Regions from separate parts of the Homo sapiens genome. Here region 1 is linked to region 2. A link is a contact called in ENCODE Hi-C or POLR2A ChIA-PET data. All regions are on one chromosome and are shown on one strand. Each heading gives the region's core, a stretch centred on a gene start or an enhancer-like site at or near the end of the contact. The rest is flanking DNA. Distances are from core to core; before and after follow the strand shown.

What was found. Hi-C counts contacts between places; a loop is a spot of excess contacts on that map. ChIA-PET counts read pairs that join two places held with the same protein, here RNA polymerase II (POLR2A). Pooled maps may share reads with other maps.
Region 1: a map of gastrocnemius medialis shows a loop between it and region 2 (3-fold over the local background). The contact joins the promoter of YAP1-DT here to the enhancer-like site in region 2. A Hi-C loop is called at or near these places in 24 of 168 maps with a recorded cell type or tissue (Caco-2, Calu3, HepG2 and 13 more) and 17 of 50 pooled maps. POLR2A ChIA-PET finds 5 or more read pairs at or near these places in 8 of 52 experiments (AG04450, BJ, MCF 10A and 4 more).

Annotation. Positions count from the first base shown.
Region 1 is chr11:102,108,683-102,112,415 of GRCh38, forward strand. YAP1-DT (YAP1 divergent transcript) reads right to left here and starts at 1,775. Exons shown (of 1, transcript NR_198976.1): 1 at 1,145-1,775. YAP1 (Yes1 associated transcriptional regulator) reads left to right here and starts at 1,765. Exons shown (of 9, transcript NM_001130145.3): 1 at 1,765-2,487. The coding sequence starts at 2,167. RefSeq lists silencers at 1,488-1,537, 1,548-1,677.
Region 2 is chr11:102,155,292-102,158,820 of GRCh38, forward strand. The region is part of intron 2 of YAP1 (Yes1 associated transcriptional regulator); the gene reads left to right. Among named protein-coding and RNA genes, the nearest start is that of YAP1-DT, 47 kb to the left of the region's middle. Within about 2 kb of position 2,085, at least 9 of the 41 ENCODE cell types and tissues checked have a DNase peak (open chromatin) inside an H3K27ac peak, as active enhancers do; they include PC-9, ascending aorta, gastrocnemius medialis and 2 more, where a contact is called at or near this core.

The DNA.
Region 1 (3,733 bases), core at 525-3,024, 47 kb before region 2:
GCACGTCCCAAACTGGGCTAAGTACTTTATATCCATTGACTCATTTAATGCCCCAACAACTATGAGGTAGGTGTTATTACCCCTGATGCTAATATTAAAGAACAGGAAATAAATAACTTGTCCAAAACCTCACAGCTAGTAAATGGCAGAACTGGGACCTGAACTCAAAACTCTGTAACTCCAGAACCTGCAAGTCTGTCGTTAAATGCACTTGACATTTAGGAGTGGGAACAAATCCAAGAACTAGTCATGGGTGTCATTTACTCTGATCCTTTTTTTCAGACAGGAAACTGGGGGTTCAGAGTAGTTGATTGGAATCTTCTGTTAGAATTTTGAGTGTCTGAGGCCTGCTCCTTTGGCCGAGCCCTACCACACCAAGTGATACAGATCCTTCAGAATTCTCCTGGGCATGTTCTGGCTGAAGGAAGAAATTACCTTTTTGCTCACGGACTTTTTCCTTGCTTAATCCTACTTATACCTTTGTTTCACTAGCATTGTAGACAAAATCATTAAAACAAGAAAGCCAGATTTCCTTAGAATGGGCTTGTGCATTTAAAATTAGACTGATGTTGCACAATCCTATGAATATATTTAAAAAAACAGTGAATTGCTTAAATATACTAATATGTACAACTATTGCAAAAACTGTATGGTATATAAATTATATCTCAACAAGGATGCTTTAAAAAAAAAAAACCCAGAGTGTATGACTTAAAAAACATTTCTATTGTTTTTGAGTGGCTTCCAGAAGGGCTCCTTGTACATCAGGTGCCTGGGATGACCTCCTTGCCCATTCATTTCTTATTCAGTCCACATTAACGGAGTCCACCGTTGGGCCAGGCACAGGGATAGCAGGGGTAGGGACCCAGCTCCTTGAGGATGAAAGACAGGTACAGAGGCATGAATGCTTGTACCTGAAGACGCACTAATTTTTTGGGTTGCGGCTTCCAGTGACTATTGCAAATTCGAGTACTAAAAAAGTTGATGTGATTTCACTATTTGGAAAATGTAGTGTTTTTGTTTCTTTTAATAAGTTACACTGAGTTACAGACCTGGTCTCAAAGCTTCAATTACAGTAACCGTTTACCCCTCTCAAGTGAGTTTTTGCAGACTAACAGATAAGTGAAACAATTACAAAATAAAGTTAATGCTGAAAACAATGGATCTTTATTAACATCAATGCCGGCTCACGGTATCTATTTTAACTCCAATCTATCCTCGCGGCTTTAAGCTCGCACAGGCGCTCCGCTCGGTCAAGCCGGGGTAACGCGAGGAGGAGGAGGTGGGTTCGCACATCCTCTCTCCACTTCTTTCGGCCTTGGCCCTTTCGCAGGTCCAGGCGAACTGGAAGCGCCTTTCCCGAGCACGGGCGGGGAAAAGGGGCCGAGCGGAGCGGAAGAACTTCCTGCAGCCAAGGGCGCCCGCGTTCTCCGCAGACACCACAGTTCGGACCCGGATTGGACCCATCGTTTGCGGTTCGCGGGGCAGAATACGGGGCACGCTTCGGGCCCCTGCCCGGCTGAGCGCGGGCGAAGGGCGGACCGGGCCAGGGCGAGCGGGTCACGTGCGGCCGGGAGAGGCGCCGCGGGCCGGGAGTGTGCAGGAATGTAGCAACTTGCAGCGAAAAGTTTCCCTGCGCTGCCGGCCGGGCCGCGGTGCGGGCGGGCGCGCAGAGGAAGGAAGAGCCGAGAGGAGGCGGGGCCGCGGCGGCGCGGGCGGGCGCTTCTCCTAACTTTAGTTTTGGCGTTTGAGGCGAGTTTCTGTCTCAGTCGGGCGCAGCCGCCGCCAGGGAAAAGAAAGGGAGGAAGGAAGGAACAAGAAAAGGAAATAAAGAGAAAGGGGAGGCGGGGAAAGGCAACGAGCTGTCCGGCCTCCGTCAAGGGAGTTGGAGGGAAAAAGTTCTCAGGCGCCGCAGGTCCGAGTGCCTCGCAGCCCCTCCCGAGGCGCAGCCGCCAGACCAGTGGAGCCGGGGCGCAGGGCGGGGGCGGAGGCGCCGGGGCGGGGGATGCGGGGCCGCGGCGCAGCCCCCCGGCCCTGAGAGCGAGGACAGCGCCGCCCGGCCCGCAGCCGTCGCCGCTTCTCCACCTCGGCCCGTGGAGCCGGGGCGTCCGGGCGTAGCCCTCGCTCGCCTGGGTCAGGGGGTGCGCGTCGGGGGAGGCAGAAGCCATGGATCCCGGGCAGCAGCCGCCGCCTCAACCGGCCCCCCAGGGCCAAGGGCAGCCGCCTTCGCAGCCCCCGCAGGGGCAGGGCCCGCCGTCCGGACCCGGGCAACCGGCACCCGCGGCGACCCAGGCGGCGCCGCAGGCACCCCCCGCCGGGCATCAGATCGTGCACGTCCGCGGGGACTCGGAGACCGACCTGGAGGCGCTCTTCAACGCCGTCATGAACCCCAAGACGGCCAACGTGCCCCAGACCGTGCCCATGAGGCTCCGGAAGCTGCCCGACTCCTTCTTCAAGCCGCCGGAGCCCAAATCCCACTCCCGACAGGTAACCTCGTTGCCCCTCTCCCCGTTTCCCCGTCGGGCGGGCCTCAGACCGGGGGGGCGCTCGGGAGCCGCGGCCGCCAGCTCTGGTCAGGGGAGGGGGGTTGCGGGAACTCTAGCTGGGGTGGGGGTCCCGAGGCGAAGTGGAACTGGAGTCGTCCACTCCGCCGCGGTGACCAGCTCCCCACTCCTCCCAGAGTCCGGGGCTGAGATTTGTTTTTCCCTTCTGAGTTTCTCTCTGCGGTTGCAGCCCCGGGGGGCGTGCTTTCCCTCCTTCTTCCTTTCTTTCTTCCCGGGGTTCCCGAGAGGTTGGCGGGAGTGGAGGAGGGGTGGGGAGGAAGGAAGGGGGTGGGGAAAAGTCGGGCCTGGGCCGCGGTGGGCTTGCACAATGCGCGCGCCTCCGCGCGCTCCGCACCTTCGCTCCCGCCGGGCCGGGCTGGGAAAGGGGGAGGGGGGCCTCTGGCATTTGTGTGTGGGTGTGTTGCCAGCGGCGGCCGAGTTTGTGAAGTTGAGCCCTGGGCCCCTTTCCTTTGCGGCCTCTCGGTCCACTTCAGTCTCCTGGGGGAGTCAAATAATTGTTCTCTTGTTTTCCAGTGTTGATTAGAGGTGGGGGTAGAACCGGTCCATTTAGTTTTTTGCTCTTTCTTTCCTTCCCCCCTCCCGTTTCCCCTCCCCCTCCCGTAAGCATTTATTTTCCTCGCGGCTCAGGCGATTTCGGAATACAGGTTTCGGGCTTCCCCTGCCCAGACTTTCCTGGAAGTTGTTTATGGAGTTCTTTCACCCCTGCTCTTCCCTTGTGTGTTGGAACTTGGGCCGGCTTGCTCTTATCAAACTTAGTAGGTCGCGTGTTGGTTTCCCAGTTGTAGACTATTATTTACAGTCGGCTGAAACGCTTTTGAATTAGCCACATCTGTACGTTGCGCAGGAACTGAGTTGCGCTTTACAGTACCGAGGTTTTAACACAAGCCTTTGATAATACACTGCAGGTTGACTCATAGGCCAAGTCCTGCCTAGTTCAACTGTGATTAAAAGTTAATGTTTGGGAAGCGATGACTAATTCTAGGATCGCCATTGCTTTTTAATTCTTATTGCGGATATGAACATGGCTGCTATTCCACATACACAATGTTCGATTATTGTGCCAACTTGATTCAGCATAGAAGTGAAACTGTTTATAATGAGTGTTAACATTCCAATAGGTCCCAGTGGATTTGTTTTGTGTAGGGTTCTCTCTTTTTCTTTCTTTTTTA
Region 2 (3,529 bases), core at 835-3,334:
AAGACTAGGTAAGACTCTGTGCTTAGTATCTATTTGTATGGAAACCATCTCATTATTTGACATACATTACGTATAGAATATGTAACAGTTAAATTGTTTTATGTTTTGGGGCCCCTCCCCAAGTTATTTTGCTAACTTACAATATGAATCTTTGTAGATGATTGAAGACATTCTGTAGTGTTACCAAACTTGTTAAAAGTAAGTGGTAAAGAACACAGAAGGTTCCTTGACTGTTTGTATTATTTTCATCAAAATGGCTGGAGGAGGAGTGGGTGGTGTCAGCAGTTTACGTTACAAGTTCCATATACACTTTATTTTGATGAAGACCATTTGCCCACTTTGCTAAGAAGCGTTTAGTGTGGATTTTCCTGACTCTTTTCCTGGTGATTTACCCTTTGGGAAATGTTTCCCTCGCTGTTAGACTTGTGTTGTAATAATATTTTGGGTGGCCGAAGCCCTGTTATGTTGTTAACAGTTGAAAATTTGAATGTCACCATAAATATACAGTGAATGTGGTTCCAGATTTGTAACTAGATTCCCTCACTGTAGTCGTATGAGCCAGCCGACTGAACAGATCCTTATTTGGAAGCCACTGGTGTCTGATGTGGCCACAGAACACTGATTATAACTTTGTTTGACTGCCTAAACCTGTCTTCCTTCCTGGTCCTTGGTTGAGGGCATTACTCCTAAGTCATGTCATGACAAATGAGGTCAGAGTTGGTACCCATCACATTTGTTTCATCTTCACAGTTTTTTTTTTATTCTGTGCCTAGACTGACAATTATAAAATGAAAAGATAATACTGCCAATGTCTGTAACCTATATAAGAAAGTTCACTTCTTTTTGACATCTGACATGTAGTAGTTCCATTTAAAATAGTATTTGTTCAGGAATGTCAGTTTAAGCAAAACAGTAGAATATGAGAAAACCACCAACCATCTTTTGAAGAGGTTGAATTGCTATTTTGGCTCTTTTGGGTAAATAAATGTCTTACTGTATGTAAAGATCTGAGATTATGAAAGAACATGTAAAATTGCTAGGTCAATTATTTTCCTGAAATAACTGTTGTTATTCATAAAAATACCCAGGTGCTAATAAGTCTGCCCTGCTAATTTTGATGCAGGTTGTTTGGGAACCACATTTTGAAAAACACTTACAGCAGACTTTCTGTAACTAAAATTTCTCAGGGCTGTTTTAAAATATTTCTTTATTTTTAGTTCTGCCATTTCTCTTTTTTTGCCTTTTCCCTGTAAGGTGATTATTACGAAAAGAGCTAGGTGGACCTTATCATTGGAATTCTAGTCTTTGTTTTCAGTTCATACTCTAATGACATCTGTTGTTTTCTATATCATGAAATCAGGACAAATACAATTTTTGAACTTTTGGGAGGAATATTCTCAGTCACTATGGCATTAGGAAAAGATGTTCAATTTTGCTGAACGTAACTTCAGGTACACGCCATTTGGGATCAAGATTGAGAGAACTGTGCTTGCTTCAGGAAGCCTCCACTTGAGCTTTGGCATTATTCTCATGGCTGGTCCATCCTCACCCTTTCCTTAGGGAATAATCATTTCCCAGGGGAGATGTATTATATATAAACATGTCAGCATGTCACTTTTTTTGTCAACATGTTTAAGTTGTGTTTAAATTGGTTTCATGCTTGCGGGCAAATGTTAATTTTATCAAACCTAAAGCTATAGGGTCAGATTATAGTGTGGTGTACAGTTTGTAGACTTATAATAAATGGTCATGTTTGCTTTTATGTATTTCTGCTCATACTTGTTCATAATTTTAACTCATTAACAGCCTTCAGTGATAGCTTAATTATTTAAATTTCAATTTAAGATTCTGATATCCTGTAGTGCAGAAACCATATTATCATAGAGGCAAAATGTTTACGTCTTCTCATGCATGTCAAGGAAATATAGTATATGCATAATCACTGAATTTTTGAGGTTCTAGAAATAGTCCACCATGGACATATACAAATATAAAAAGCCTATAGTTGTGGTTTAGGAACTGTGGCTCATGGAAGGATTAGATTGAACAATGTATCATTGTTCCTAGAGTCAGTTAAGCGTGTAGGTTTAGCTAGTTTGGGAACAGCCTCTAGCATGTGACTCTATAACACTTGCACAACAAACATGGGCCTGATAAGTGAGCAGTAAATCTGGGCTGACTGCCCACTCCCAGTACTGCCATCATAGTATTTTGAGGGCCTGACAACAATATTAAAAGCTTAAAACATTCTTCACACCGTTTTGTATTATTCCTGGTTTTCCAGTTTTATTGTTTACTAAAAGTCAATTTTTCTTAATAAAAAAAGATTGTTTAGTTGGTCATTTGATTTCTCATTAGATACTAGGCTTTGTGAGGTCTTACATATATTTAAGTTCAAGTTTTCTCACTTTTCTTCAGGGAAGTGGGTGACTTGGTTGTCCTGATGTCTCTTTTGGGCACATAAAGCACATTTTTGTCATGTTATCTTTGTTCACTTTTATCAGAAAAAATTCAGTGTCTGAGCAGGTCACTATCATCAAAAGTGCATGTTTGGGTTTTTTTCTCTTTTCCCCTTACAACACAATGAAGACAGTCTTAAAGGTGTGTTAGGGGCTTAAACACTTGACAGCTGCATTTTTAAAAAAGTTTCTAATTATGGTATTTGGAGTGTCCATAAAAAGCTTCTATTTATAACGTTTGTAGATTATATTAAATTCCTAACGCCTAATTTGTGCCATCTGACATCACGAAATCTTAGCAGACTTGGAAGGAACCAGTTTGTTAGGTAGCTGTGCACAGGTACAAACGATTTAAGATTACACTCCTGGGATTTTGTGAAAAATCGGTTTTACAAGTTTTTTAGTTTAGAAGAAACATATTTTCAAAAATGGATTAAGAAAAGAGGACAAAAGATACAATATAGTTAGGTTTAAGTTTAAAAACAGTTTCATTCTACTGATACTAGTTCTAGATTTTAACCAAGATGGAATCATTTTACAAATTGAGAGTTTCAGAGGTTGCTTAACTCCTCAGATTAGTGGTTTTTGCTTTATCATGGACACAAAATATTTACCCTCCAGGCATATGTCGTTCTTAAAACAATGTTGTAGGTGATCAAATCTCAAAGTAGTATCTAAGGCAGTGCTTCTCAAACTTCAACGAACATACAGAGGATCTCATTAAACTATAGATTCTTCATCAGTGGGTTGGGTGGAGCCTGAGTTTCTGCAGTTTTAACTAGCTCCTGGGTGTGCTCAGTGCTGCTGGCCCAAGGCCCACACTCTTGAATAGCAGGGGTATGAAAGAATTGATAGTATCCATTCTTTGAAGTTTCCAAACCTTATCACAGTACCAGTATCAATGTTAATCTCTTTCTTAGTATATTATTTTTAGTTATTTATTTTACTAACCTACATGAGCACTAACCTCCTACTAGTGCTTTCACAAATTAGCATTATAAAATTATAATCCTAAACTTTGAAGATAGGTATAAGAAAGTCATCAGTGTTTTCATTACTATAAAGCCCAT